4 separate regions of the Mus musculus genome follow, and all the other regions are linked to region 2. Evidence: chromatin loops called from intact Hi-C (ENCODE). Cell type or tissue: gastrocnemius. All regions are shown on one strand. Region 1 has its middle 30 kb from the start of Prkra. Region 2 holds the start of Rbm45 (RNA binding motif protein 45). Region 3 overlaps Osbpl6 (oxysterol binding protein-like 6). Region 4 overlaps Pde11a (phosphodiesterase 11A).

Region 1 (8,000 bases), 250 kb before region 2:
GCCAAAGGGCAACTCTGTGGAGTTGGTGTTTTCCTTCCAAGTGTAATCCTAGCACTAAGGAGGTGGAGGCAGGAGGGTCAGAGGTTTAAGGTCACCTCCCTCAGCTGCCTCTCCAAGGCAGCCAGGGCTACATAATGAAACCCTGTCTAAAAGGAAGGGAGGGAGGAAGGTTTACATTTATTTAGTGTGTGTGTGTGTGTGTGTGTGTGTGTTTGCTCTTGTGTCATGGCATGTGCAAGCAGGTCATAGATCAACCTATGGAAGTCACTTCAAGACCTGTGGGGCCCAAGGATGGAACTCCAGTCACCAGTTGGCATCAGGCACCTTTACCCACTGAGTCACTGGAAAGTAAGTTTTAAAGCTAAAGTTTCTGCACAGAAACCTCTTCAGAGACCTGCCTCTGCCTTCCAAGTGCTGGGATTAAAGGCGTGCGCCACCAGGCCCATTGGAAATGGTAATATTCTTAATGTATACTCCTCTGCTTATTTGGTTGGTTTTGTTTTTAATGCTTTTAAACATTTATTTACTATTTTTTATGTGTATGGGTGTTTTGCTTGCATGTATGTCTGTGTACCATGGGCATTCAGTGCCTACAGAGACCAGAAGAGGCTGTACTTGCAGCTGGAGTTACAAACAGTTGTGAGTTGTCATGTGGGTCCTGGGACTTGAACCTGGGTCCTCTAGAGGAGGGCCTAGTGCTCTTAACCACTAAGCCACATCTCAAACCCTGCACCTTCAAATTATCTGCCTTACTTCAAATGCTTGGTGTCAGTTATGTTAAACTTAAAAAAAAATCCTATGATTCCAGCTTGTATAGAATTTGACTATGCTCCATACTGAACTAATGTCTAAAAAAGAGTAAACGGCCTTGGATGGGGGGTGGGGGAGCAGGTTCCTCAATGCGTCAACATCAGAACACTTTCCTAATGTGTGTGAGACCCAGCATTCAGTGCCTAGCACACTACTCCCCCCAAAGAATGAAGAAGTCTAAGTATGACCTAGAGGCATCCTTCATCCATACGTGGTGGGAAGGTCAAACCAACCACCTTTTGCCTTATTTCCAGGTATTAAATAATTCATTTACATAGCTTCCATGTCTCCATTTAGAAAATGATGCACACTCATTTATAATTTCGAGCCCTGTGGTCATGTCTGCAAAGTAGTTCTAAAAAGCATCTCTATTGCCTGCTAAGGGCATCTGCACAGCGGTGTTGTAGGAAGGACTACAAACCCCAAATACGAAAGAACAGCACTGAACTTTGTTTCACTGTGGTGTTTACCCTTAGTTTTTATACTACTAAAATGAAATTGCACACTCTTCTGATTTGGTGGCATTGCACTTGACCACTGAGCTATACCATGAAATAAAGTACCAAGCTGCCAGTTGCGGATGTTACATAGGATGTAGTTACTGTGTCAAGTGTCTTGTATGGATTATCACAGTTCAAACCTGGGTCCTCTGGTGTTCGGATCACTCCATTTTATAGCCTTGTTGACTCACTCTCAAGTTCCTCTTCCTGTCCAGGGCACTAATGATTGCTTACCCTGAGTCACCTCTGGAGCATTCATAGTAGCAGTGTGCTCGGGGTCCACTCCCCGACAAATGCCAGTTCCCTCAGCAGGACACATTGTTAGAAAGATGAAGTAATAAGAATGTGCAAGAGCCTTGAAGCCCTTGGAGAAGCCCGAGGAAGACCTGTTCTTTACAAAGTTGCAAAATCAAGGTGGCTACAAATCATTGTGTGTGCACTCCTTCTGTGACTGAAGCTTGTGGTTCAGGCTTACTGGATAGACACAGTGAACAGCAAGTGTTGGCCCCAAAGACATCACCTTCAGGTTGTTGATGACATTCTCGGACTCTCTGGATCACTTCTGATGTGATTTGTATTGTACTATCTGATGATGGTTTGAATAGGTTTGGCCCCTATAGACTCATGAATTTGAATGCTTGGCTAGTAGGGCATGGCATTATTAGGAGGTATGACTCTGTTAGAGTAGGTGTGCCCTTGTTGGAGTAGGTGTGGCCTTGGAGGAAGTGTGTCACTGTTGGGGCGGGATTTGAGGTCTCAGAAGCTCAAGCCTGGCCAGTGTGTTTGAGTCTTCCTTCTGCTGCCTGCAGATCAAGATGTAGAACCCTCAGCTCCTTCTCCAGCACCATGTCAGCCTGCAAGCTGCCATGCTTCCCGCCGTAACAATAATGAAACAAGTCTCAGGATCTGTAAGCCAGCCCCAAGTAAATGTTCTCACTCATAAGAGTTGCTGTGGTCATGGTGTCTCTCCACAGCAGTGAAACCCTAACTAAGACTGTGGTCTTTTATCATGAGACACCGAGAGTTTCTATTGCTGTTAGCAAACAGTACAGACTTTATCCGTTCTGAAGAAGAGCTGGAGGCTCTTCAGTTGCCATTAGATTACTGCTGTCTGAAAAAAAATCAGTGTAAATTATCTATGCACTTAAACATGTTTCTAAGAGAAAAGAAACAGTTTACTTTACCTTTAACCAGTATATCAAAATATTTTGCTTCAAAATATAATCGGTGTAAAGATCACTAGTGAGGTATTCTACACTCTGTGTTATGTCTCTTTGAAACCCAACCTGTATTTCACACCTAACAGCACGTGTCTTCTAACTAAGCATGTGTCAGGGAGTCCGTGGTTACAAGTGGATTATCCCAGGCTCACTCTCAGACTAACAAGTCCTAAAGGCAGGTCTCCCTGTCCCCACTCCTTCCTTCAAGACACTTTCCTCCATCCTCACAGAGGACATAGAGGCCCTTGATTTACTCTCTCTACCACAGACCATAATGGCTCTGTATAGTATACAGAAGATGCCAGAGCTGTGCTACAAGCTAATAACTAGTCATTTTCTGAAAACATTTGGTCAGTGATGGTGGTCCCATTACAGAGCTGAGAAGTTCCTGTTGCCTGGTGACATTATAGCCGGCATAAGGCAGAAGTACAGCACATTTCTTATGACGATGCTGGTGTGAATAAACCTCTTGTGCTGTAAATTAATCCCATATTCATTAGTCTGATCATTTGAAGCAATTAATATTTTTAAATACAAAAAACTTTCCTCATTGATGGATTTGTATTGCCCTTCCATGTATGTTTGTATATGCCCTTCAGCGTATGCAATTATAGACAGTAAATACTTGATGATAACGAACAGCTATAGCCCTGGTCTGTATGTTTCCTTTTATCATTAGAATGAGCCCCCTGCATCTCTCAGATTTACCACATCTTGGAGGGTGGGGTGTGGGGTGGGGAGGGTACATCAGGAAATCTCACAGAGTGGCAGGGTATGTGACTTGCACTATCTAGGTTTGTGTTAACACACGGTGTGAGACACAGGTACATTTCATGGAAAACGTTCCCTCTGGGAATGTAAATGACCTCAGATAATGGCAGTAGAGCCTCATTTTCTGAAGTATGTCCTGCTGAGATAGATGTCCCTTCAAGAATTTGACACTCAAACATGAGTCTTTATATTTTAATTGTTATCTCTACTGTATAGATATAGACTTAAGTTTTCTTAATGCATATCATGTCATATATTTTTACATACCAAACTTCTAGAATGGTGCCCTATGCATCTTCTCTGAGCTTTCCCTTCGAGCTAATAATGCTAGTTAGCAAATTGTCTTTAGCCATAGGCACTTCAGCCTTTTAGCCACTTGGGGGAGACATACATGGTCTAAGCCCATCTCCTGAATTAATTCTACCTAAGACTCATTTAATTTCAGCTGTGATTCCAGAGAACAGACTTGGTGGCCCATTAATTTAATACCAGCATTTGGAGGCAAATTTATGAGACTCTGATGCCAGTCTGGTCTATATAGCAAGTTCTGAGAGTGTCAGAGTTATACAGAGAGACTCTGTCTTAACAAAACAAAAACAAGGATTCCAGAAATATAGTTGATGAGCTATTTAATTTGAACAAAATGTGACAATGTCGTGTGTGTGTGTGTGTGTGTGTGTGTGTGTGTGTGTGTGTAAGAGAGAGAGAGAGGTGGGCATGTGCATAGGTCAGAGTACAATTTTCTGGTCGTTTCTCTGCTTTATTGTGGAACCCAAGGATAGAACTCATGTCATCTACTTTGTGCTGCAAGCTCTTTTATCCGCAGAACTGTCTGGACAGCTCTAGAGTAAAACTCTCTGAGACTTGTCCATACTTCCTGGGTATGAAGAAGACATTAAAAAATCCTAATGTTTAATTATTCCTGTAAATATAGCTGCCTTTTCATGTTCCAAATACCCTTCAATCGATTTCTGTAGTAATAAAAGATAATTAGCTGAGAGAGACCCTGTAGGTGGCCAGGCCAGGAAGTGATCCATGAAGGGGAGAGAATGAAACCTCTGTCCAGGCTGACTTCACCAACCTAGATCAGACTGGTGACACCCCCATTAAGGATAGGCTATTAACTGAGAGCTCAAGATAACGATCTAGGGAGGGGAGAGTCTGCAATAATCTTTTGGGAGGAACTTGAGTGAGGTCTGCCTCTATAGAAAAGGTGGGTGAGTTTGCCCCCACAGGTAGCAAAAAGGTCACCAGGTTGTTAACAGCATCCACTCGGAGCCCTCTGGGGCAGAAAACAGGTAACCCCTACTTTGAGGAGAGACCCCTGAGTGTTTAACATTCTCAGTTCTCTAGTGCTTGGTGGGTGCAAGGACTTTTGTGCCCCCAACAATTAGCCGAATACAAATCTCTCATCCACGTCCACTCTTATTGAGGTGGTTACTCATCGAGGACTGGATACTATTTGACTTCAATTGAGTCCAGATTCAACTTCACAAGTTAAATAAACAGCTTCACTCTGGAAGGAAGTTCACAATAGATGAGAAATTTTCTTCCATACAAATGAGAAATAAACAGTTTCCTTTTTTAAAGATTTATTTATTATTATATCTAAGTACATTGTAGCTGTCTTCAGACATACCAGAAGAGGGCATCAGATCCCATTACAGATGGTTGTGAGCCACCATGTGGTTGCTGGGAATTGAACTTAGGACCTTCGGAAGAGCAGTTGGTGCTCTTAACCACTGAGCCATCTCACCAGCCCTAAACAGTTTCTTAAATCACATTCACAAGTTTGACTGACAATGTGTCTACCAAACTACTCCTCTCTGAAGGACAGATATGGGTCTTCTGTAGGACAACCCTCTTATTAGCACTTTGGAACAGCGGTCATAGGGTGATATCAGTTTTACTCTGCTAAGTGAGCATATGTTTACTTAGTTGTAGTGATTTTTTTCTAGAGAACTGAAACCCAGGCTCCTGGTCCTTTCTCAGCCATCACTGCCTCATCTTGGTTTTGTATATATGATGTTCACCTACCATTTTCATCAAAAGATGCTAATGAGCACGCTAGCATTGACTCTGCCCAATAGAGGCTCAATACCCATGAGGTCCAGAATCGTCCTCTAGACAGCCTGGGCGTGAGCAGGCCTAAAGAGGCTCCTGTGCACTGGAGTCGAGGCACCTCCTGCTCAGAGTTCCTTCAAGAAGGGAGAGCAAAGCAAACAGGTGCAAGAGCCTCACTCAGGACAGTGGACAGGTCAGACGACAGTACAAAGCTGGTGACCGCAGAGGGAGAGAGCACAGCAGCTTTTAGTGCAACACAAGGAGGAGCCAAGTGCCTACTCCAGCTTCAGGGAAGGCAACTCTGGAGTGTCCAGAGACTCCTTAGGGCTCAGCATCACTGGAATGGGAGGCTGGTCTGTGGGGATGAGATGAGGATTGTACTGTGGTCAAGAGGTTTAACCCAGGGTGTTAGGAGAGAGCATAAGCTCAGAACTGTGTGAGATCTAAAACATTTGGTTGGCAGAAGTTGTAGAAGAAACTGATTGGGCAACTGCTATACCACTGGGCTGTGCCCCTGGGCCCTAACATGTGTTTTAAAACTTAAATGACTAAAACTCACAAACTAAGACAAGTTACCTTACTCAATTAAAAATACAAATGGTCTAGCAATATTTATCCATGGAAGACCTATTTAGGATCAAGAATACAAAAAGGCAGGAAATATCAATGTGGAAGAAAGCTGTAGCAGTTTTTAGGAATCAGAAGTACCTAGAGAAGCAATTTTAATATCTGGCAAAATGTAGTTGAGATGAAAAGCATCGGAAAGAGCAGAGAAGAGCTTAATGAGCAGTTGAAAGCCACAATCCAGGAGCTACAGTGACTGCAGGATGCACATCTGTAATAAAAGCCAGGAGCTGATAATGGAAATTAGTACATTCTACTTAAAGAGTTCACACTGATTCTTAGAAGTTCATCAAAAAGAAAGAGCAGGGACTGGCTGGAGAGATGGCCAAGTTGTTGAGAGCACTTGCTGCTCTTGCAGAGGACCTGAATTCAGTTCCAAACACCTATATCAGATGACTCACAACTGCTGCTCCAGGGAGAATCTCCTCTCCTGTTCTGTCCTCTCCTCTCCTCTCCTCTCCTCTCCTCTCCTCTCCTCTCCTCTCCTCTCCTCTCCTCTCCTCTCCTCTCCTCTCCTCTCCTCTCCTCTCCTCTTCTCTCCCAACCCCCACAACTTAAGAATAAAAATAAATCTTAAAAAATAAAACAAAGGGTCATTCACAATAACATTAGTAATTAATTACAATGCGTTTAAACTAAAAGAAAAATATAAAACTTTAGATCCATCAAAGGACATACTTCTTTGCAATTGTATTTAGAACATTCAAAATTGCTTTTCTATGACACAGGCCACAAAGAAGCCCTCCAAAGAGCCAACCTCCGGCAAACCACATTTTCTAACCATAATGATATAGAACTAGCAACCAGTAGCAATTTGGGATATAAGCCCCATTAAGTTTGGAAACAAAAGACTAAAACAGGAAAATAGTAAAATTACAAGAAAACCTCTAAAATATTTGTAGCAGATCACACACACACACACACACACACACATACACACACACACACACTACGAAATTTTGTGTAGGACAAATAGCATTAAAGGGGAGACAAGGGTCTCAGAAAACTCAAGAGAAATCACCTAAGGGGCCAGGGGTTGCAAACAGTGCAAGAAGCATAAGGCCCATCAAGAAAGTGTAATATTGGGCTGGAGAGATGGCTCAGCTGTTAAGAGCACTAACTGCTCTTCCAGAGGTCCTGAGTTCAATTCCCAGCAACCACATGGTGACTCACAACCATCTGTAATGGGATCTGATGTCCTCTTCTGGTGTGTCTGAAGACAGTGTACCCACATATATGAAATAAATATGGCCTGGGGGAGGAGTTGGAGGGAGTGGGACCAGAAAATAAATAAATAAATAAATAAATAAATAAATAAATAAATGTGTAATATTGGAGGTTATTAATAAAGCCAAGGATAATTCTGCTGGCGACATGTCTGGCAGAATTTGTAAAAGAAAAATAAAAAAGCCACGCCCCCAGGGAGAGAAGCTATAAAGCAGACTGCATGAGAAGCAATAGCTACAGGCACAGCTGACTTGGAGATTTAAGCCAATTTTACGAACAATCACGTAGCAATAACTTGCAGAGCCTAGATGAAAACTGCCAGAATCTCTGAACATAAAGCCCCCAAACCATGGGAATTGGAATAGAATAATAACTGTTAAAGAAATTGATCTGGGAGTGGAAACCTCCAAAGGAGGAGGAAGCGGGTGGAGGCGAGGCTGGGGGGTGGGGGACATATTTGAACATTCTTGGAGAAGTATTCAGTCAAACTTCCAGAAAACAAATGAAACCTGTCACGTGAGTTGCTTCAGGAAGGAGAGGAAGTAAGATCAGTTGTTCCTGCGCAGGTTCTGACCAGTTAAAGAATCAAAAGGCAGAAAAGTCTGAGGACAACAGCAACCTCAGACAGGGCAGGAAATGGTAAGTCACCCTTTGCCACCTTCTTTTTCTTGTCATTAACAGCTCTTAGAATTTAGTAACAGGTCATAAATGTTGGTAAAGTGGAAAAACAAATTCCTAAAGCCAAATTTTCTGCTTCGCATATATTTCCCCAATAGTCATTAAA
Region 2 (8,000 bases):
TCAGATCTGCTGGGCACAGGGGCATTCGCCTGTAAAGCTGACAGCTAGGAGGCCAGGGCAGGGGAATCACAAGTGAAAAGTCTAGTCTGGGCTACACAACAAGACTCTGTCTTAAGAAAAACAACAAAGAAAAATACTTTTAAAAACCTAAAAGGGTAAATCAGTTTTCAATACTTTAAATTACAAAATAATTTTTAAAGCCCCAAACCTATGCAAACAATGAGCCAGGAGTGTCCTGCACTTACTATGGAGGATTCAGCCGATCGTGTTTCTCAGGATGGCATCAGTGCATGACTGATTCATCAATGCAAAATGTTTTCAGCCTTGGATCTGTATAAATACCTGCTACACTACTTACATGGCATAGCATGGAAGGCTGTTATTTATAATAATGAGAATTTCTTTTTAAAGGCCTTTTAGCAAAGTTAAAAACAAAATATAAAAAAGTATATTCTGGGGCTGAAAAGATGGCTCAGTGGTTACAAACACTTGTGGCTCTTACAGAGGACCTGGGTTCTGTTCCCAATACCCACATGGAGGGTCACACTCATCTGTAACTCCAGTTCCAGATCTGATGTTCCTCTGGCCTCGGCAGGCACTGCACCCATGTGGCGCACAGATGTACATGTAGGCACAACCACCAAACACATAAAATAAAACTTTAAAAGCCCATTCTTACTTCTATCACAGTTTTCTATTGCCTGGGCAGCTTGTGATGGTTTTAAATAGCGCACGTAGCCCAAGCCTTTACTTTCTCCAGTGACTTTATTCTTAATAATGCTGCAATACTCGATATCTCCATACACCTACAAGAGTCAAAAGAGATGACCTTAGGAGACTCACAATTGAATAAGATAGTCCAAGACTGAAAATTATACGTATTTGTGTCTCGTGCGTGCAAACAATGCAATCCTTCAAGGTGACACACACATTCTATACTGCTGATTTGACAGACAATGAAGCTGAGCCTATAGAAATCTTGCCTAAGCCACAGAGAAACTAAACTGGGAGAGAAAGGCTTGTCCACACTGTCTCACTCAGTAGACAGGTGGGCGTGCTCTGGAACTGGGATTCTGAGATTCAGCCCTAGCTCAACCACTCAGTAGCCAGGCAGTTTACTCTCCTCTGTCAGCATCTTCAGCACCTCTGACCTCACTGGACTGCGAAAGGTTAAATGGACTGATCCAGATTAAACGCTTAAGAGTCTAGGAGACGCTCAATACGCAGCAGTATCTGTTGAAAATGTTTACGTGTCTCCAGCAGCATCGTGAATGACTGACTGGATGCTCTTTTGAGGATCAGTTCAAAGCAGAACATAATAGTCTACTCAGAAAATTAGTGTTTGGGAGAAACACACAGTAATGTTTAATGTTGGAAGACACGTAGGCTTATAAACTCATGCTATGTCATTTAGTATGTATTTTACAAAATTCTCTTGTAAACAAGTTTATTATATATTTAGATTAAGGTGCTTTATTATTCTCTGAGAAAAAGTTAGGTAAACATTTTCTTACTATTGGAGGAAGTATGGAGTACAAATTTTTGGAATCTGTTATTTCTGAAGGTCAACTGGAGTAGGGCCAAAGACATATGAAAACTATTTTTTCCTGCTAGCTTCTTTCTTCTTGCTTGTCACCCACCTCCAACTCACGGTGTTAAGAGGTTAGACAGAAGAGAATACCATAAGAAAGCAACCACCTCGAAACAATTAAAACCGTGTTGAGTTTCTGTTGAGAAAAACCTACAAATAGTTGCTGCCTACAAAGATTTAAAATTATTTGTCCAAAGTCATTTTCTCTGATTAGCAGCTCAGAGCTGTAACGTTTTCCCTTAACTGTGACCCACAGAGAAGCTCAATCTTAGGATAAAGCTAGCTGTGAGTGAGTGTGATATCAACATAGCACAGGCCATGATCAGAATTAGCCAGCACAGCTCACGTGCTCAGGCCGGTGACTCACTCTGTGGAGGGGCAAGATAAATGAGAACCAACCAGTGCTTTGGAATTTTGAGAGCAGGCTCTGGGGGCAGAGAGGGCTTATATTTTAGTGCTATCACCTATAGCTGTGTAGTCTTAATGAAAATACTCAGCGTTTGCACTTCATTTTCTCAACCTAGATCTTATGATGAACTCTCATTACAATCGTCCAGCTGTTAGTGACTGTTAATAACAATGTTGAGGGCGGAGCTATGATGATAACACAAAAGTACCTTGAACTTCTCCCGCAGGTCTTCTTCTGTATAGGACTTTGGTATCATAACAAAGATTCTCGTGAGTTCTTCATCTTCAACATCCCTGTGACTTCCTGATGATCGGGACTGGGCAATGAAAACCTAAGAAACATATAAAGCCTTCAGAATAACGCTGTGTATTCCTTAAGCATATTACTTTATAACCCTGGCTACAGTTTAACTCTGTCTGTAGGCCAGGCAGGCCTTCAGGTAATATGGAACACCTTATTCACAAGGACCCATGAGGGGTGCTCTGTGTGTGTGTGTGTTTCCTTTAAGGAGGGCAGTGTGTATCACTGAAGTGTGAGAAAACCATGGAAAACGGAACACTGCAGGAGGCAGAAACTCAAAAGACACCGAATATAAAAACCACGACACTGTGTACTTTTGTGGAAGAGAACACTGGGTCCAGGAGAAGGAGAGCTTACCTTTGCTCAGGAGACAGCTTGCTATAGAGGCAAAGGACCCTACTTACAAGACAGAGTTAGAGGCATATCCCTAGGTGGTCTATTTTAGTTATTTCTTCAGTAATACCCACCATATGTCAAGCACTGCCAACGGTATTAGAAGAAATGGGCAACTCTAAGTTAATTTAATCAACACACCGGTAATGAAATAGCCAAAGAAACATACAAGAGAAACTCGAAAGAAAACACAAATAGTAGATAAAAGGGGAACCTTGGATAAATAAGAGCGGGGATACCATCAGATCACAAATTTCTAAATTTTCGAGCCTAAAGAGCTTATAAAGTCCCCTGATTAATGACTGTATCTATATAGCGCACATGAATGACCTAGCACACACCTTGTTCTCAAAAATTTTAACCCCGTTCCTCCCTTGCTCTCCCCCCGCCCCCATTTATTTCCCCTTCTCTACGTGCTCATGGCTGGCCTCTTCTTTCTTCTTCCTTTTCTTTCTCTCTTCTTCTTCTTCCTCCTGCTCCTTCTTCTTTCCCTCCCCCTCCTCCTCTCCCTCTGCCTTTCTCTGCCCCTACTACCCTCTAACTCCCCTCCCCATGCCCAGGTGCAGCATAGAAGAGGGGCTGGAGACACTCTAGCCCACAGTCCATGAACACTCGTAAATGGTATTCTTACAAAACCCAAACCAGAATTCCCCCACACCTTGCACCGTTTTCTAGGTTTGCCCCTTTCCAGTATAGCATAGCTTGTCACAAAATACTTTTACTTTGATAATTTTCTGTTTATAGGCATGGTGCTGTAATTTTTTTTTTACTTAAGAGATCCTTCAAGCTTTGTAAAAGTAAAATACACGAGGAAAAAAAACCCTAAAACTAAATTTTCTAGTCGCGAAGGTAATTACAGTGTTCGAGAGAGGAAGCTCAGAAAAGTTTTCACAATAGACAGGAAGACGGGGACAGGAGGTTGACTGACTTACGAGGTCAGCCACAGTTGTGCTATCCTTGGATGTGGCTACCCAATCTGTTCCCAGGGTAAGAGGCTCCTTTGGCCAGAGGCCGGGGATCCGCTCCTCCAAGCCATCCTCGGCACACTCACGGTGCGTGCAGAATCCAACCCCTCTCCTACCAGATGCACAGCATCCCCGGCGCAGCAAAGGGGCGGGAGAGACCCCAACCCATACCGCCGTCACCCTCGCGAGCACCCTCAACCCCGGGCACCCATATCCCAAACACCCCAACCTGGGCATCTCTACCTCACACACCCTAAACCAGGCACCTCAGCCCCGCACCTTGATGGGCTTGGTGTCGCTGGGACCCAGGCACTGTCCGTGCATCTCCTCCATTGCCCGGCAGGCCTGTGAGCTGCGCGCGAACTTGACGAAGGCCACGCCCTTGGACTCCTTAGTGTGCTTGTCGCGCACCACCCAGATGTCCTGGATGTCTCCGAAGGGCGAGAAGCGCTCCCTCAGCACCAATTCGGATGTGTGCTTGCTGATCACTAGAAAAATGCGGCTGTTGGGCGGCTCATCCAGGCTGTCTACGCCCGGGCGGAATCCTCCGCTGCCTCCCAAGCCGCCGGCGTCGTCCATGGCGCCCCACGCGGGACCCAGGCGCAGCCCCCCTGCAGGCCCTGTTCACCCGGCAGGTTCTCGGCCGCTTCCCGGCCGCTTCCCGGCAGCTCCCCGTCTCGCCCCACGCCGGTAAGCAGCTCCGCTTCCGGAAGAGCCGAGAGCCGGAAAGCAGGTGCGTCCCGCAGTGAGGTCTGCGGGCTTCCGGGAACATTCTGCAGCGCCCCCTGGTGCCACGGTGGACTCAGCAATCTCAAATCTTCAGTCCCAGGGAAAACCAAGAATGGGTTTATGCAAACCACTTTGCCCTGTGGCTAAAAAGATCCACCTGCCTGATTCTTAAGCCTTCCCAAAGCTGGCTTCTACTAAGCCTGTAATCAGATTGCTACATTTGAGGCCTCCTGGGCTACATAGTAAATTTGAGGTCAGCAAAAGCACCACACCAAAAATATACAAAAAGCAGGCAGGCTTCACTCAAAATGGTCCATAGAGACAGGTACAAAGGACCATTGCGTTGGGGTCTTGCAGTAAGGGGGAGAGACTGGACTTGGTTCCAGTAAGATAAATGGAGGACAGTACAATATGAGTTAGTATAAGGACAATTACTGAAGATCGCGGGGTAAGAGAGACTCTCAGTAGATCTGCTTCCCAGAACTTAGGCTGTAGATAAGTGATAAGTTGATAAGTAATAAAACATTAACAGCCGGGCAGTGGTGGCGCACGCCTTTAATCCCAGCACTTGGGATGCAGCAGCAGGTGGATTTCTGAGTTTGAGGCCAGCCTGGTCTACAAAGTGAGTTCCAGGACAGCCAGGGCTATACAGAGAACCCCTGTTTCGAAAAACCAAAAAAAAAAAAAAAAAAAAAAAAAAAGACATTAACAGCAGTCAGACATCAAGGATAAGAATTATGGCGAAACTGACTTATCAGGATTTGTCCTCCAATTAGATTCCCCTAGAACAGAAAGCTGGAAGTTGGATCTAGTCAAGCAGAAGACCTGGGGGGAGTTTGTCTGAAATTTTGGTGAAAACACAGTCTTCATCACCGTTTTGGCGTGGCCTTGTTAGGATGGGTGTGGCCTAGTTAGAGTGGGTGTGGCCTTGTAGGAAGTGTGAGGTTGAGCTTTGGGAGTTTCAGTAGCAGTGCCTTCTTTCCCTCTTGTCTTTGGACCTGGAGGTAGAACTTCCAGCGGCTTCTCCAGCACTATTATCTCTGCCTGCTGCTATCCTTCCCGCCATGATGACGGTGGACTCAACCTCTGAAAGTGTAAGCCAGCCCCAGTGAAATGCTTTCCTTTATAAGAGTTACCGTGGTCATGGTGTCTCTTCGCAGCAATAGAATACTAAGAGTTAAAACCATAGAGTCTGATGGCTGAAAGGAGCCTTTTACAACCATGGAATCCTTATCCCTATTTTTAGAGATGAGGAAATCTGAGGCTCAAAGTTAAGATGCACAGGTAACAGAACCAGGCCCAGAGGCAGCTGTGTGTGTGATCTACGCAGCTACCGCAGCCCATCCAAGATGCACGAGCAGGGAGAGTGATGGATGCACATCTGAGAACTACGAGAAATTAGAGGGCCCAAGCAAAGTGCGAAATGCCCACTGGCTTCCACGGCATATTAGTGAACCTTGGTGATGAGGTGAACAGGCATTTAGGACAAAGGACTGGGTTAGCCTTTAGTAGCACAGGAATCGCAGAGCTGGGCTAGGGACGCACCTCCTAAAATGCCCATACCGAGGCTGCTAAGATCGGGCCATCTATGAAGTCAAACACATCCATGTTTATTGTGCATCAGTCATGCATGCCAGGAGCTAGAGACTCAGGGCTGGAGAAAGAACCATCACTGACTCTTGTGAGATTCTCTACTGCGGAGTAGAAATAATGTTACATACTAAATAGAGCAGGTGTCAGGCATAATTAGTGAAGTCATCCATTCATTCAATTGACCTTATTTTTTTTCCAAAGATTTTTATTTAACTCTATTTTATAGATATGAGTGTTTTGCCTAAATGTACCATCTGTGTCCCATGTGTCTGCAGTATCCGTGCAGGTCAGAGGAAGGCATTGGATTCCCAGGAACTGAAGTTACAGATGGTTGTGAGCTGCCACGTGTGTACTGGGAGTTGAACCTGGGTCCTCTGGAAGAGCAATCAGTGCTCTTAACCACTGAGCCATCTCTCCAGCACTCAGCAACACAGGGTCTCACTACCCAGCACAGGTGGGCTTTTAACTAAATCTTCTTTGTCTTGGCTTCCCAAATGCTGGGATTCCAGATGTATACCACCACACTTGGAAACTAAATATTTTGACTTTTAATTATGTGTTGAATACTGTGTTCCACACAAGAGATAAAGTATCAAACAAATGGCCACTCTTTCCTCTATCATGAAGTTAACAGTTTAGCCTCATGTAGTTAATGATTATATAGAGCTCATAGTTTAGGGCTATGAAATGCATGTGTACAAGGACACAGGAGACATTAGTTTTCCAATTTCCTTTGACTATAGTGCCCAAAGCCAACTTCTGTATTGTCTAACTAGTAGTCTCTAAGCGTCAGGAATTACAGATGTTACAATGATTTTGACACAGGGGTTACAATCGTTTTTTCCTGGCATCACACTCTGTGGAAGGAATGTTCTGTTTACCTTCAGCTTAGAAAGTACAGGGAGTAACTTGCACTAAGGTTCCACTTTTCCTTGTCTTAGAAGGAAGACCAGTCAGGTGAAAACAATGTCATCATTTTATTGACGTGAGGAAGTGCAAAGATCACGAGTAAGACAACTTGCGCACCAGCGCCATCTAGTGGGAAACCGTTTTCTTAAACTGCAGTGCCTGTAAAATAAGAATATTGATTCTCATCCTGCACGTTTAGAGCTTATAGTATTTCCTTCAAGAGAAGCACTGGGAAACTATAGGAAAGGCATTTATATCTGTATCACCCAAACATGAAACATCGTATACTCGAGAGAGGCAAGAAGCGTTTATTTACACTACTAAAATATAAGCTTGCGATCCTAAATTCACTCATCTGAATGGTTCTGTTGGGTATATTTAGTATATTCATCACATTTCCCCTGGTTTTGCCCTAAACAGGATTGTTTTCCTTCTCTGAATCATGGAACCAATAGCAAGACTGAGCACACAGACTCGCATTTCAACCTTTCACCTATGGGGATCAGGGAGTTGCAGCTATAGAGGAAAAGCCATGGGGAAGGGAGAGGCTTTTGCTTTTCAGTACTGGCGATGGAACGTAGGACCCTGCTTGTTCTAGGCTTTACTGGATAAAGCTCCGCTTTATACAATTTGTTTTGAGATGCAGTCTCAACTAGACATCCCAGGCTGGCCTTACGCTCATTTTGAAGTTTGAGTGGCATGAGTGATTATGATAAACAGGTCTTCAACCACCAGGCCTGGCTGAGGGATGAGAGTATAAATGGAGAAATAGCCATGTCTTTTCTGGGAATAAGTGGAGTTTTTTTTTTTCTTTCTCCTGTTATGGTCTATGCCAGGCATCTCCATCTCAACTGCCAACTGCCACAGCCCTTGGGTGTCTCAGTGAGCATCCAGGTGGTTTACACTGAAGTTTGAGATGGTCTCGTTCTCCTTCGCCCATCTTAGAAGAGTTTCTTCTAGCTCCCCGAAGAGGAACCTCTAGCCTTACCTTGTCCTTGTCAAAGATAAAGTTAAAGTGAGGTAGAAATTCACATAGTTGATCCAGGTGGAGTGAGGTTAAGTAAGTGCCATCACATTCAATTTAGAGCATGTCATCTATCTCTAATGACAT
Region 3 (8,000 bases), 210 kb before region 2:
TTGGGCTTACAGGGACATAGACCCTTAGAACCTTCCAGAAACCCACTTGAACTGCAAGAGAAAGTAAGAAGCCCGAGAAGGGAGAACGACATACTTTGGAAGCGTGACGTTCAGGGTTCCGACAGGCAGGATTTCCATGGACTTTCCCCAGAACTTATTTTTCCATCTGATATCTAGATGAGATAGCGAGAGGACAAAAATTCAGTGCTCCATGTCTGATGAGTTCTGCAGCAACCAATACCCGTGTCATATGTTACAAGGCATATGTTGCAAATTCAACTGATCCTGTAGTATTCATTTAATATCCCAAGGCCCTAACGGTCCTGGTGAAAAAGCTAAGGTGATGAAAATATTGTGATTCTTCCCAGGTTCATTATTTGTTCCTCTATAATCACTCTCCCTGTTTGTTTCCATTTAACAAAATAAATTTCAGAAGCTAGGAATAAAATATGTACGTGCGAGAGGTGCTTATATATTCATATGAACATAGAGCCTATTTAAATCCCCAGATAATAAAAAATGTTGTTCTGATTGAATGATTAAAAAGTCACACACACATACACACACATCAAGCCTGAAGTATATGCAAAAAATAACTGCAGTATGGTTATACCTCTGCCTTATAACACATGTCTCCCTATATGAAGGAGTTATATGTCCCAGAGAACAGCGAAAGATAAAACAGTACACTAAGATCTTTCCCTCCAGATCGAGCAGATTTATGAGCTCATGGGTTGAACTTAATGAACACATCTCCTGTACTGGCTATGCTGCAGCCTGAGGCCCACCATTCCTTCTCATATGATGGCTTTATGTTTTCCACATGGACACTCAAATCTACCTGCAAATCTGTAATAATCACCCGGTCCCTCTGGATAAACTAAAAAAGATGAGGGCTGTCCTCATAAGACTTCTGACTCTTGGTTATAATCAAGAATTAACTTATTTTCTTGCTTTGCCATACAGCACAATCCCAGCACTCTGTCATGGTGTGCTCTCAAGTGAAGGTAATACTTCCCGTGAGCCTCCACATACAAAGAACTATTTCACACTTAATGGTCAAGTCAAAAAATAAGTTCTCTATTTTCCTGAGGGGGTTTTGGAACTTTAATTTAGATAAGACTGAAATTATACCACAACAATGGGACTTAAATAAGAGAGCCTTCCTTTCAAAGTGCGAGCTCCAAAGAGTCAAAGGACCCTGACTCACTTCAGTGTTTAAACTGTCATCCCTTTCGGGGGAGGGGGACTGTTCGAGAAAATCTACATGCTACACTACAGTTTGCAGATGCTCCAGTCCCTTATATAAAAAGTGCAAGGTACTTGCATGTAAAAGATGCATTGTTCTCATGTACTTGAAATTACCCTGGGATCGCCTGTAAAAACTAATAAAGTGTCAATCCTATGTCAATGGTTGTTACGATTCCATTTTTGTTGAAATAAAAGAAAACTATTGGTCCATGTTCAGTCTAGAGAGTTTTTCTGAGCAACATTCATCAAGGTTGGTACATATGCTCATGGTCACATCTGTGTCGACTAGACATCTAGGCAGATGTGCCGGTGAGCATCCCTTTGGGATGAAAATCTCTGCACATACGCTAGAGGGCAATTCTGCAGGAGGGCAGCAGACATCAGTGCCACAGCACTGAGGCCCACAAGGCGCCGCCACGAGGCAAGGTGATGGCTCCAGACCACACAGGCAGCGTGGAGCTCTGATGGGTGATGGACAGCGTGTGAGCTCCGTGGGCTCAGCATCTCATTTCCAAGACATCACAGTTTCATAGTGAAGTGGAAACTTTAATTTCTCAAGCCAATCTGTGCCAACATTTACAAATAGGCTCTGAGTTCCCAAGGCAGAGATAAAACTGAGCACAGTGTACTTTCGGTAGCTAGAAAATGTCCACAGGCTTATCCGTTTGACTCTCAAGTGTAATTGAAATACAAACCTTGCCAAAACACAAAATTCTTGGATTCACAGTGACAGGCAGAAATGGGTGGATGATGGCTAACCTGGTAATAAAAAAAAGGCAATCATATTAGTATTCCAATTCTTATAAAGGATGTTCTTGTTTGTGTTTGTTTGTGACAGGATCTTATATAGCTTGGGCTGGCTTCAGACTGGCTGCATAGCTAAGATGGGCCTTGAACTCCTGACCCTGCTGCCTCTACCCATGTGCTGGGATTACAGGATGCACTACAATACCTAGATCATCAATGGTTTTTTTTTTTTTTTTTTAAATAAGATCCTTCTTCCCCAACAAAAACAAGAGCATCCAGTTCTAATAATAAATTTTAAGTTGTTAATATTCATGCTTAAACACAGAATTTACACGCACTTCAAGGGGGCAATGGAGCATCTAAATTATGTGCATTCTCTGTCAACTGGTAAAACAGCCTGTCCCGTACACATAGTTCGCAAGGCTTTTCTCGTCACTGTACTGTCCCTCTTACCTTGGACAGCGACCTCACTTACTTGTTCTGAGAAGAACCGAAACCCCTTATCTTCTCTTATGCATTCATAGGTCTCCCCCAGGACCGGATTGAATGGCTTGCTTCCTGCTCGGAAGTAGGTGGAACAGTACCCTGAGACTGCAAAGGCAGCGACGAGAACCTGCGAGGTCACAGGAAAGGAGTATTACATAGGAGGGGCCAGCCCAGGTCTGCCTGCCTCTCCTCCCACCGACTGTACATCCATCCATGTAGAGGGCTGCAGATCTGATGCTGTTCGTGTTTTCAGTTATTTGAATCTTCATCACAACACTGGAAGGGAGAGGTTAAACTACTCCTAGGAGAACCATCAGGCAACTGAAGTCAAGTCCTCCACATTTGTGTGTCCACCCCATTTCCTGACTAACGGGGAGTTCAGAGGTTCAGGAGGCCAGTTGGTAAGCCATTTCCCAGGTACACTCAGCTCTCACAGGCATGCAGGTATAGCTGCTGGCACTGGTTCGAGCAGAGGTCAAGTCCTCCAGCGTTATGGAATGAAGGACAAAGTACCAACAGCAAGTTGCTTTCTTAGACAGATGGGCTCTCCTGGCACTCAAGACTAGCTGACAAAGCAAGGCCCAGCACGCTTTAACCTCTAAGGAGCAGGATATTTCTGACAAACTTTAGGGAACTGTCTAGGCCAGCAGGTATGCCCACACAGCTCAAGGTCACATGCACCTCAGGGTAGCTATGAATGAGGCCCAACACGTTTGTAAATTGACTCCATATGGCAAAGCCAAGGGCTGGGCACCCCTGCGGGAGAACAGGCCATGGAAACCTCACAACGTGAGTAGCTTCCAATAAGAGTATCTAGAACTTTCTGGCTTTGCTTGGTTATGTTATTCACACAGATCAAATCTTCTCTAAACCGAAGCCGTGAGAATGTCCTAGAACAAGGATGTCTACATGATGGCTGGAGCCTAGCTCCGGTCCTCTAGGGGGCGCTGTCCCGTCCTTTGTTCCCATACCATCCTCTCGTAGGGGTCGTCGGTCTCTGAGGCCTTGTCCAGGAGCTCACTGTATTCCATTTCCTCACAGAGGTGCTGCAGGGTGTTGAGGGGCTCGTTGAGTTCCACGGGCATGGAGACCTTCGACAGGTCTTTGCCAATGTTGTTCCTCAAGATATTCCACAGGTTAATGTTACTGGTGTCCGGGCAAGGAGCAGGCAGGCAGGTGCGACGGCCATTGCGGAAGGCGCCTCCTGTGAGCTCCCCATTCAGGACTGGGAGGGGAAGAAGGGCAGAGAGAGTGATGCTTCCCCGCTCTGGCTTCATAATATCAGAGTGGAAGAGAGAAAACCCTTTCTTGGAATTCTGACTGTAATACATCTAAGCGCCTTAATCCAATAGGATGGTTTCTATATAAATTTGAGAACAAGTGCTCAAAACATCAGGGTAGGATTTTAAGCAAAGTTTTAAATATACTCAAATATTTTTTTAAAAAGCAAAGTTGTCTGTGTGTGCGCATGCGCGCATATTTTAACAGGAGGGATTTCTTATAACTAGAAGTAAACCTTCTCTACTTAACCACATACCCAATAGATTTCATAATTGCCACCTGGATAGATTATGCAAAAGAGAAGCTATGAATACCAAAGTGAGGGAAAGGAGGGAATGGCTGGCTACCGACTCGCCACGGTTAGAATGTGACCTGTAGATAGAACAACTCGGACACTCAAACGATGCTTACTTTGCCGAGAAATGTTGTCGGCGACACTGGTGTTGTCCTCAGATATGTTGTCACTCACGTCGCTGATGTAGGACTCATCATCAGAAGCCTAAGGAAGGAAGGGCGAGAGGTGGTGAGAGCGATTCTTAGGACTCTCGCCTCGAGAGCTCAGATCACCAGATGGTTAAAAGTAGCAGATATCTCAGTGAAAGTATACTTGACATATGTTCAAAGAATGCCTGAAGCTGGGCGGTGGTGGTGCACGCCTTTAATCCCAGCACTTGGGAGGTAGAGGCAGGTGGATTTCTGAGTTCGAGGCCAGCCTGGTCTACAAAGTGAGTTCCAGGACAGCCAGGGCTATACAGAGAAACCCTGTCTTGAAAAACCAAAAAAAAAAAAAAAAAAAAAAAGAATACCTGAGTGTCTTCTACAGGATGCTATGGAGGAACCGATGTTTTGAAGTAGCACCTTGTCGGTGGTGCCGCATGCCTGGGTGGTGATGCCGCATGCCTTTAATCCCAGCACTTGGAAGGCAGAGGTAGGAGGATCTCTGTGAATTGAGGCCTGCCTTATCTACAAATCTAGGTCTAGAACAGCTAGGGCTACATAGAGAAACCTTGTTTCGAAAACAAAAACCAACCAAACAAACAAAAACCCAAAACAAAACAAAAAGTAGCTCCCATCTTAGTTAAGGTAGGAGAAGCTTAATTCAGGAAAATCAAGCACACAACACATATACCTAAAAGAAGGCCTGTGTCTCTACCCAGAGCATTCCGGATAGGATACCCAGAGCAGCGTTATTGAGCAGAGGGTGTGGGAGATGTCAAAGAAAGAAGAGGGGTTTCCCAGTCATTGAGACAGAGAAGCTCAGGAAGGAGGGAGAGGCAGAGGTAAGAACAGTTAGAGAAACATTTACCCAAGGACTGCTAGGAAGTTAAGAGTGACTGTAGCTAAGCACAGGAAGACAGGAAGAAAGCATGACACTGACGGTAGGTGTCTCAGACAACCTGAAGGGTCATTAAAACCCAACAAGCTGCAAGGGAGTCCACACAGAGTCAGACTTAGTCGTCCACAAGCTGCAAGGGAGTCCACACAGAGTCAGACTTAGTCGTCCACAAAATGCTTGCAGCTTCAGCTTCCTTTAAGGAGGTGAGATGAGCAGATGCTACACAGGTCTCAGTAAGAAATCCTAGTAGCCTAGACAGAATCTGACAACTTAATAGGAGGATGAGGAGAATATCAAACAGTAAGTCATTGTCTTCATGAGAAAAAATAATGGAGCATCCATGAAAGCAGTGGGTATAGGGCCACAGCTCAGTGGTGGACTGTCAATCCATCACGCATAAGCCCTAGCTTCAATCCCCAATACTGCAAAAGCAAATAAACAAAAAACCAAAATGAAATCCAAATTGAGAGCAAAATTAAGGAACAGTGTGAGGTCCAGAGAGTCAGAGCAGTTAAGTAAGGGTACTGGGACAGTTAAGAATTGGGAAACCCTATATAGAGAAACCCTGTCTCAAAAAAAAAAAAAAAAAAAAAAGAATTGGGAAACCAAGGTCTCCACTTCAGGCAGGAAAACAATGCTCGCCCCTATCTTCCAAGTACAAAGAGCAACATCTAAAACCAAAGCATCCCTCTTGTAAAAATATTAGCAAGTCCATGAGGGCAAACAGTTTGAAAATCACGACCATTCAGTAGGCTTCATCCCCGAACCTTATAACGGCAGCATAAACACACACTGCATGCATCTTCACTATTAACAAAGATGATCACTCTTTGTTTGACCATTTGTTTTGGTGCCTTGAAGGTCTTGCTCCATAGCTCTGGCTAGCCTAGAATTCATTACATAGAATAAGCTGGACCACGTGCAGTGAGCTTCCCAAGTGCTGGGACTGCAGTTATGCTCAGCATGTCTGGATCTTTAGTTTTGCAGTATTCTGAACACATTTTGCCTTACAAGAGATGAAGTTCTTCATCTGTATTGGGAAAGGCAGCACATTTAGTATGCACTGATGGAATACAGAGATGAACCAACAAGCAGGTGCCTCTGGGACAGACAAGGATGGGTAAGCTCTTTGTAAACCTGTTTGTCTTTCAACAGTTTTCTATTATCATATATGCTGCATTTTCCTTGTTTGCAACCTATCTTTTTTAAACTTTATGTTGACATTTCGCTACTCAAAGTTTTATATTTTAATATAATACAAACTATCGGGGTTGAGGGCACAGCTAAGTGGTAGACAGTTTACCTATCATGCCCAAGGCCCTGGGCTTGATCTCCAGTACTGCTAAAAATATTTTAATTCATTTTTAATTTTTTTAATATTTCCAGATTTGTTGATGATTTTAGGGTTGAAGGGCTAATCTGTCAGTAGAGTGTCTGTTGTACAAGAATAGAGGACCTGAAATCAGATTCCTAGCATCCATGTAAAAGCTGGATGGGGTGCATGGACCTGAAATCTCAGCAATGGAGGAGAGGAGACAGAGTCCCCAGGCAGCCTAGACAAATCAATTAACACCAGGGCTCAGGGACAGAACGTGTCTCAAAGAATGAGATGGAGAGAAACTTAAGAAAATACTGGAAGTTGACCTCTGTCTTCTATACATACATGTGTATGTACACAAGGAAACACCCAGAGGCATGCACATACAAGAACACATATACACACATAGCCCCCACATAGTCTCTCACACACACATACAGTCACACATACACATACACACACACACACACACACACACACAGAGAGAGAGAGAGAGAGAGAGAGAGAGAGAGAGAGAGAGAGAGAGACTGACTAAGTAAATAAATACCAGGGTTGAAAAGAGTTCACATATTTCACATGATACCCTGACAAGACTTTACATATAGGTTAGGGCAATAGGATTTTTGCTTTTGTGTGTGAGGTCTATAAACATGGAAAATTGAGAATAAAAATATTTTTCCTTATTCTTGTGCTTCCCCTCTACTTGGTCTCCACAGTTCTCACTGGCTGCAAGAGAGCTAGAGGGACACCAGCAGGCGTGGTAAAGCTGAGCTCATTAGCTTGTAGGGAAGAAGAGGCCAATCAATCTCTTCCACCCAATTTCTCCAAAATAGTGGTTCCCAGCCTTCCGTGTTACTGCATCCCTTTGATACAGTTCCTCATGTTGTAGTGACCTTCCACTCATAAAATTATGTCATTGCCACTTCATAACTGTAATTTTGCTACTATTATGAATCTTAATGTAAAATATCTAATATGCAGGATTTCTGATATGGGACCCCTATTAAAGGGTGGTTCAGCCCCTAAAGGGGTTGAAAGCCACAGGCAGAGAACCGCTGCTCTAAAATTCATCTCACTTAATTGCAGCCAAGGAGACAAGTGCCTCCTGGAATTGAGTGTATATTGCAATCTCGTTTGTTGTTCGCATTTATTAAGGAAAGAGCCATGCGTAAGCACACTTCAGTTTCTGATTTCTCCTAAGCGACTGTGTCATAAGTGATACATTATCTTTCCTGTAGAACTCTGCAGTGACCGTAGACATGAGGCAGAGGTACACACGTCCCATGTTTGTGTGCAGCAACAGGGGCTGGGCTGTTTGATGTGGTCCTCTCATATGGTCCTACACACAGATCAAGACCCTGGGGTGTTACCAAGGTCTGTGTCTTCCCTGTGAGCTAAAAGTGCTGGAGCCAAATATTTTGGTTCTAAACTTCGGGGTTCAAAAGTAAATCAGGAACTATATTCTAAAAGTGATTAGGCACGTCCCTGCAGACACAAGTTTTAAAGCAGACACCAGATCATTCTGGAAAGAAGTAGGCCATCTTAAAAAAATGATATAGCTTTTAGTAGACGATTTTCTGA
Region 4 (8,000 bases), 120 kb after region 2:
GGCATCACCCCTATGTGTTCTTCGTCACTGGTGGCTTTCACTTGTGTGTGTTGAATACCATCCTACACACTCCCAAAGCACTCTCTTGTTGAATCCTTGGATTGTTGTGAGGTATATACCATGACTAGCCACCATATCTGTGAGAGAAAAGCCAGAACACCCAGGAAGCATAGCTGCAGTGGACAGAGGAAACCCATGGGCAGTGGGAAGGCAAGGACGCTGTTGCTGGAGGTTCTGCTTTTGTCCAGCCTCCTGGCTCCTCAGGACTGATACGTGGCAAAGAGGAAGATGTAGCTAAGAGGAGTTTTGGATGGACTAGCCTGATGGTCATTGCTGCAGTTCACTGCCCGGAATGTCAGTACAGAAGGCGATTGCAGGGGGCTTGTCATGCTATTTCTGGATATTGTACTGTCATTTCTAATTAATTAATTAATTAATTAATTAGTTAGTTAGTTAATTAAAACTTAATTAATTATTATAATTAATTAATTAAATTTAATTTTGTGAGACTGGGTCTCTTGTAACCACAGTTGGTCTTAAACTTCTGGTTTTCTTGCCTCTGACTCCTGAATGCTGGGATCATAGGGATGAGTCACTCTGCCCAGTTCTTGATTCTTTTTTGTTTCCATAGTTGCATGCAGATTTGGCCCTCCCAATCTTATACTAGTTTGGGACAAGAATGAACAGTGCATGTGATGGTCTGTTTGTCTCCTTGTGCTTTTCTTGCTGCCTGAAGAACTTCTATTTGTGAAAGCTCATGGTCGATAGAAGGGGTTTGTGCAAGATTGCGCGCTCCAAGGGTGACTCCAGCCATCTTCAGTGTCACATGGAAAGCAGTGAGAAGCAAACACAAGCACCTGGGCACTGTCCCCAGTGCTCTACAAAGCCATTTATTAAACCACTGGGTTCTAATTGCTATGAAAAGGTTTGCTTTTGTGCCACAACTTTTCTTTTCTTTTCTTTTCTTTTCTTTTCTTTTCTTTTCTTTTCTTTTCTTTTCTTTTCTTTTCTTTGTTTGTGTTTTCGAGACAGGATTTCTCTGTGTAGCCCCGGCTGTCCTGGAACTCACTTTGTAGAACAGGCTGGCCTCCGAACTCAGAAATCCTCCTGCCTCTGCCTCCCAAGTGCTGGGATTAAAGGTGAGTGCCACCACGCCCGGCTAGCTTTTCTTAACATTGAAGTTTAAGCATAGAAATTCTCTTATTTTATATAACAGAGCAAGGCAGGTCGGAGAAGGGACATATAAGAACAGCTGATCATGGACCTCACTGAGCTAGCAAGCTGCAGTCCTCCTGCCTCTGTTCTAGCTCCTCCCTCTGGGTTCTTACCTGGAGCTCTTGCCCAAGTTTTCCACAGATCGCCAATGGATGGTCGCCTGGAAGCATTAATGAAAATAAACTCCTCCTTCCCTCCGTTGCTTTTGGCCATGCATGGGGTTTGCTACAGAGACAGGAAGCAAACCCAACTATATCCTTACCTACCTTCGGCAATATGGTGGTGATTTTTTTTCATTAGAGTATTATCTGTCCTCAAACTGTAATGCATAGGCTTCTCTCTCTCTCTCTCTCTCTCTCTCTCTCTCTCTCTCTCTCTCTCTCTCTCTCTCTCTCTCCTTGCTGTACAATGTACGGAGCAGCAAGAAATGCCATGCATTTTGCAGTGTATCATGTTAGCTCTTCCACTTAGCACCAGTCTAAAACCAGAACAACTCTGATAGACTCACAAATTACACTAGGTCTTTTTGAATAATAGGCACATTTCAGATCTTTGTATAAACCATTTCTCTTCCCAAGCCCTCCAACAATTACACAGCAAGAGATAGTTATTTTGGGATTGATTGATGGCTGCTAAGTAGAAGTGAATCAAGACCAGGGAAAGGCAAGCACCGTGTACTGAAGATGTTCTCTATTGCTAATTTGTTTTCTTGGTTGACGTTCCCTTGGGAGACGGTTTTGCCATGCATTTCTGGTGAGATTCCCCTACTGGTTTCAGTATTCTGGACCGGAAGGTGACTTTTCTAGGCTGTCACTGCTAGTTGCCCTGCTTGGTTGACTGAAACAATCGAATTACAAACATGTTTGTATCACGTGTATCCCAAGAGAACTACAGTTCTTAGTCCCACTCCCCCGCCTGTGTGTGTGTGTGTGTGTGTATGTGTGTGTTGGGGGTGGGGGGAGGTACTTGTGCATGGGTGTGCACAAGCAGGTGGAGGCCAGATGATAACCTTAGATATTACTCCTCAGGGTGTGTAGTCTACCCTAGTTTTTGTTGTTGTTGGTTGGTTGGTTGGGTTTCTGTCTTGGTTTGGTTTGCTTGTTTTTGAAATGGTCTTTCATTGACCAAGTAGGTTAGATCATACAGCAAGCCCGAGGGATCTCTCTCTCTCCCCCACCAGCACTGGGGCTGCAAGGGTGCACCAGTACATCTGGTTTATTTTAAAAAGAAATAATTTTCATTGAATTTGTGCTTTATAATTTCATACATGAATGCAGTGAAGTACATTCTGATTACAGTCACTCCTACGTATGCCCATTCCCACCTGGAAAACCCTCTCTCCTCACTGCAAATCTCTTCCCCACATTCCCACCTCTCTGTTTTGCTCTGAGGCCCACTGTGTGACCATGGGTTTGGAGGTTCTCTTGCTTGCACGGCAAGCACCTTGAAGATGGAGCGCTCTCCCCAGTTCTAATTCTTAGTTTCCTGTTTTGTTTTTGTGTTTGGCTTTGTGTATGTGTGTGTGTGTGTGTGTGTGTGTGTGTGTGTGTGTATCTGTCACACAAGTATAGATTCAAATGATGCCATGTATTTAAAAATAAAAGTTTAAAGAACTCAGAACTTATGAAAAAGTTTCCTTGCGTTCATCAAGTAACAAAATCCTCAGGCGTTTAGGTGTCATTTTGAGTGGATTGACTCATTGTAGTGTATCATAAGGTCCTTCAAAGAACTTCTGTGTCAGGGCGCGGATGGGATCCTACTTTTGATATTACAGCCATAGCCTCTCCACTGCCTACAACACACTTCCCCTTTTCTAGTCTGCACAATAGCCTCAGAGTTTGCCTGTTTTCTTGGAACCTTGTCTGCAATCCGTTTAGAATGCATGCTAATTAAAATAAGCGCCAGCAGCCTGTTGGGTAGAGTGCCACCTGGTGGCCATGATTCACTGCTGAGGACCCAACGCATCCTTTTGGAAATGAAAGGTTCCCGTGGACAAGAACAACTTAAGAAAACTGAAACTAAAAACAGCCTATGGTTGAAATGAGAAATACAAACCATCTATGAATTTTTAATGGCATCAAAGGAAAACAATTGTTTTAAATGAATGCCTAATTTAAAATTACACTTTTCTGTGTTCAGATCCATAGAATAGGGAGAGGCAGGGTTACAATGGGTTATTTTGAGCAACCAGGAAGTTCCTGCTTTCTCTTCAAGCCTTCTCTTTTCATGCCAGGGTCTGAGTCTTCTCCACCACATGGCTCTATCACAGGAGGCTGGTTATTTAATGGATTTCAATAACTGGAAACCAATGTAGCCCTGAAAAAGTAAACCAAGGGCCCCTCTGGCTTGCATTCCCTCCTTAGTCCATTTTTTTATGTTAACTAACTTGAAGCCTTTTTAGGCATAGAAATGCATTTGTGGTGCTTGACTAGTATCTGATGAAAGTGGTGTTTGAATCAAGATAATGGAAGAGAAAACAACATTATAAAGAAGGCATTTAAGGAGAAATAAACAAAACAAACAACCAAAAAGAGGCAAAAGAGGCACTGGGAATGTTTTATTTTGGTTAAATATATATTTTACACTGATGGAGTTCCACTGGCCATTCTCCCCAGTTTGTGATGAGTACCAGTGAGGTTGTCACATGACTCACCATGTGACATGGACTATGACATGGAATATGCTTAGGGCAGGTCTGGTTGTAAAGTTCTGTGGCAATGTTTCTCCCTTGTCTCAAAACCCGAAAACCATAAATGACAGGAAAGTTAGTAAGTAGCTAGACATTTCAGATTCAGCCAAGAACAGGGAAGCCCTCAGGCCCACACTTGTCTTCACACTCAACATGCTCCTGTCTTCAAAACCCTGAGAGAAGCACCGTCTATAGTTGGGTACTTTGTACTGCCCTAGCTGTTGCAAACATCTATAGTAAGACAGTCTAGTAAATGATAGTGGAGTGGTGCCCTCAGCGTACCCCCAAAAGGAAAGCTTAAAGTCCTGCTAACCCAGTGTCCCAGAGTGTGATCTTATCTGAAAATAGGGTCTTTACAGAAACGGTCAATTTTAAATGAAGTCACAAGGGCAGGCCATATTCCAGCACAAGGGCTGTCCTTTAAAACAGTGCATATAGACACAGAGGTGCTCACTGAGGAAGAACAACATGATGTAAGACAGGAAGGCAGCTGCCCTAGGTCACGGATGACCCAGACTATCTGGTGAGCTGCAGCTGTAGTGGCACAGAAGGAGTCTTCCTTTACTGGTTTCAGAGGAGCGCAGTCCTTTGACACCTTGCCTGCAAACTGTCAGCTGTGAGGCAACTCATTGTCCTTGATCTGAGCTCCCTAATTGTGGCAGCCCTAGAAACCTAACAGGACAAATGTTCTGGGACTTCCATCATACTCTAGGGGGAGGACCCTTGAGGATTTCTCTTATTTAACATTTGGAAAGTCTGTGAACATCTTAAGATGCTAATAGGTGTGGTACCACCTTATGGAGATGAGATTTGCCCAAGATCACACAGGTGGTAAGGCGCTAAGTAAAGAATCTGAGATCCGCAGAGAAATCTATTTACATCTAGATTCTGATTTCTATGTCTCTGTCTGTCTGTCTGTCTGCCTGTCTGTCTGTCTGTCTCTCTGCTTCTCTCTCTGCTTGTACATAAGTGTGTGTGTGTGTGTGTGTGTGTGTGTGTGTGTGTGTGTGTGAGAGAGAGAGAGAGAGAGAGAGAGAGAGAGAGAGAGAGAGAGAGAATATCTGGTTTTCTTTACAGAATCACTTAAAATCAGGGCTAACTTCAAATATTCATATACCATCCAAAACCCTCTCCATCCTGAGGAGAGTTACTCTTGACCTTCACTGGCAACTCTACCTTTCATTTTCAGGGACATAACAGGGCTCTCAAACAATTTCTCTGACGAGAAAAGGTTGATAATATTCTCTGGATCTCCATGATTTGAAATTTATGACCTTTTTGGCCTCTTCCCCCACATCTCTCCCTGTCCTTCTGCCTCTTTCCATCAGCAAAATCAATGTACTTTAATATGTGCAACAGAGTGAGAAATTTACATGGAGTCAATTTTCTGCTTCAGAAGAACTTCTTTTTAGAAAGCCAACCAATGCCTTTGTAACAGGACTAAATAAATCTGCACTGAACAGTGTAGATATCGGAGATACTGAAAGGAGGGCTAGAACTTGTAATTCAGAATTTTGTCCGCAAGAATAATCCTACCAATGAGTAGAGACTGCTTTTCTGAATACCAAAATAAGCATCTACTTTATAAATATTCATTTCTACTTGACAGTTCAACTCCATTCTCTAATCCAAAAAAGCCAAGAGATAAGTTTATCACAGTCCTATAGATTGATGAAGTTAGAAAGGAATTTTCAGGTTGACTAATAGTTACGTAAAAATGATCAGCTAATTGGACATTTAGGAGATATAAAAGCTGAAGAAGACACTGGGGACTCTCAGTCTATAGTCGGTTGTTAACCCCTAAGATATTTCTTCATCTAGTAGTCTTCATCCTGATTTTGGATATCACTTTGTAATCGGTGGTCTACTCACCCTGTGGGCTTTGAAGGCCTGTGATCTTAACCTGTAGCCATGAAGTCAGGGCAGCAGATTCCCAGGCAGGTAGAATCAGAACTGCCAAGTGCTCAAGAGTTGAAAAGATGCACAAGATGTTACAATGAATTCTGCAACAGGTAAATTTAGACCATTTCTCCTATCGACTCCCTTGCCCTGCTGACCAAGGAACCAGCTTTCAACTGAGTGTGGTAAGGACAGGGGCTGGCACATAAGAGGGAAGAAAAGCTTGTTGTGTTATCCTGAGAGGATAAAGGATTTGTTTATTGTATTAATTTTGATGAAATACTGTAAAAAGCTTTAAATCATACGTATAGCCAGGTCGTGGTGGTGCACAACTTCAATCCCAGCACTTGGGAGGCAGAGGTAAGTGGATCTCCATGAGTCTGAGGTCAGCCTGGTCTACACAGTGAGTTCCAGGGCAGCCAACAGTCTCAAAACAAATCATGATTATAGCTGGAAAAGAGAGGTAGTTTGTGAAAAGAGCTCCGAGGCTGAGCAGGCAGGATCCAACAGCGTAGACTCCAGTGATTTGGGTACAAAATGCTTTCCAAAGCCTCATACATTAAAGACTTGTTCTCCAATGCGATTTTGAGAGGCGAGGCTTTGGGGAAGTGATTGGACCATGAAAGCCCTGATCTAATAAATGGATAATGGATTAATGGAGTGATGGGACCAGTCCATAATGGAGTCACCCACTAATGGTCGATAACACCACGGAAGGCAGGCTCTGACGGGAGGAAATGAGTCAGCAGAGGCTTGTCTTTGAAGTATATATTCTGTTCGCAGCCTCTCCTTGCTGTTTCCTGAACTCCCTGAGATGAGCAGTCTCCTCTATCTCACCCCCCCACCCCCATCCATCATGATAATCTACCTCGCCTCAGACCTAAGGCAAGGGAGTCATCCGACCTTGGACTTAAGCCTGTGAAACGGTGTGACAAAATGAGCCGTCTTCTTTATATTGTCTGCTCAGATATTTTGTTAGAGGAAAAGGACATAGACTAACACAATTCATCTATGTGACCATGCTTCCCAACGCTGCTCAGCAGCTTCAGTGTATTATATTAGTTCCCTTTCTCTGGCTGGAATAGAGAGCCCTGACTAAAGCAAGTTAGAAGAGAAGGGGTTTATTCTGGCTCACAGCTGCAGAGGGGGACAGATTCCATCATAGCAAGGAAGGCATGACATCCCGAGCGTGGGGCCAGCGGGGCACTCAGGAATCCACACACAGGAAGCAGAGAGAGAGAGAGGGAACAGGAAATGGGGACAATCCTTAAAACCTTAGTGCCTGCACAGTGATGTACTTCCTCTGGCAAGGTTCCGCCTTCGTAACCTTCCCGAATCGTGCCATCATCACCTGGGTGGACCAAGCGTGGCGCACGCCTTTAATCCCAGCACTCGGGAGGCAGAGGCAGGCGGATTTCTGAGTTCGAGGCCAGCCTGGTCTACAAAGTGAGTTCCAGGACAGCCAGGGCTGTACAGAGAAACCCTGTCTCGAAAAAACAAACAAGCGTTCAAAGATATGATCCCACTAGAGTCATTTCATGTTCCAACCACTACGGGTAGTGTTTTTCAAAAACCGGTTCATAGCCCACAGGTTGGGAAATGACAGCATAATGAACTTAGTCTTGAACAGTGTACTGTGGTAGGGAAAGAAGCTAAGAGTTTCGTTGTTGTTTTTCTTTGCTTTGTTTTTTTAAGTGTTCTGCATTTTGAAAAGGTAAGGTTTGTGTTGGCATCAGTCACACAAGTAAATGTGTTCTAAGACTATCTCTATTTGACATCCTTTAATTCAGGACCTCTCTATTGGTCTGTTGGTTCAGTTTCATTGTCCAGAGGAGCAGAATGAAGCCTGTGGCAGACAGGAGCGGAAACCAGAAGAATGAGCTGGGCGTTTTCTTTGTACCTATTCTCGCTTTACAAAGAGACCAGGAAAGCACACCTGGGTAACTGAACAGTGGCTTAGGGGTGGAAAGGAGCGGCCTGGGCATTTAACAGACCAGTTCGTCCTTTAATGTGAGAAAAACACTTGATATTCTTTTCATATTTAAGGAGTCATAGTTGAGGACTTTGAGGTCCCCTCCTGCTGTGGGGTGTCCTCTGTGTGGGAGGGCAGGCATCTGTGCTGTATATACAAGTGAATAGGTATGGGAAAAGCACCTGCTTGGGTGTGCTCTGGTGGATCGCTTCTGGTTTGTGGTTC

Evidence for each region. A loop is a pair of places that touch in the nucleus more often than their neighbours do. Peaks named below come from ENCODE experiments on the same cell type or tissue, not always from the same donor. Only the 100,000 strongest peaks of a DNase experiment are listed, where the experiment ranks them.
Region 1: it touches region 2 in a loop (11-fold over the local background); 28 of 42 quality-filtered maps call a loop at or near these places.
Region 3: a loop joins it to region 2, with 3 times the contacts of the local background. A loop is called at or near these places in 5 of 42 quality-filtered maps.
Region 4: it touches region 2 in a loop (3.0-fold over the local background); 16 of 42 quality-filtered maps call a loop at or near these places.

The regions. Positions count from the first base shown.
Region 1 is chr2:76,613,963-76,621,962 of GRCm38, reverse strand. It overlaps a transcript of Prkra not described here. Among named protein-coding and RNA genes, the nearest start is that of Prkra, 30 kb to the left of the region's middle. In gastrocnemius, a CTCF peak has its summit at 3,677 (motif pointing right); a DNase peak (open chromatin) is centred at 3,675.
Region 2 is chr2:76,366,366-76,374,365 of GRCm38, reverse strand. It overlaps Rbm45 (RNA binding motif protein 45), which reads right to left and starts at 4,382. Exons shown (of 10, transcript NM_153405.2): 1 at 3,938-4,382; 2 at 2,209-2,331; 3 at 680-806. The coding sequence starts at 4,237. In gastrocnemius, CTCF peaks have their summits at 4,451 (motif pointing left) and 7,024 (motif pointing left); DNase peaks (open chromatin) are centred at 3,775, 4,403 and 7,012; H3K4me3 peaks cover 1,643 bases; H3K27ac peaks cover 1,112 bases.
Region 3 is chr2:76,580,725-76,588,724 of GRCm38, reverse strand. It overlaps Osbpl6 (oxysterol binding protein-like 6), which reads right to left. Exons shown (of 27, transcript NM_001290733.1): 18 at 4,177-4,264; 19 at 3,456-3,709; 20 at 2,474-2,611; 21 at 1,947-2,010; 22 at 95-173. Among named protein-coding and RNA genes, the nearest start is that of Prkra, 63 kb to the left of the region's middle. In gastrocnemius, a CTCF peak has its summit at 3,419 (motif pointing right); no DNase peak of the experiment used is centred here.
Region 4 is chr2:76,250,147-76,258,146 of GRCm38, reverse strand. All of the region lies in intron 2 of Pde11a (phosphodiesterase 11A), which reads left to right. Among named protein-coding and RNA genes, the nearest start is that of Pde11a, 85 kb to the left of the region's middle. In gastrocnemius, a CTCF peak has its summit at 3,150 (motif pointing left); a DNase peak (open chromatin) is centred at 3,135.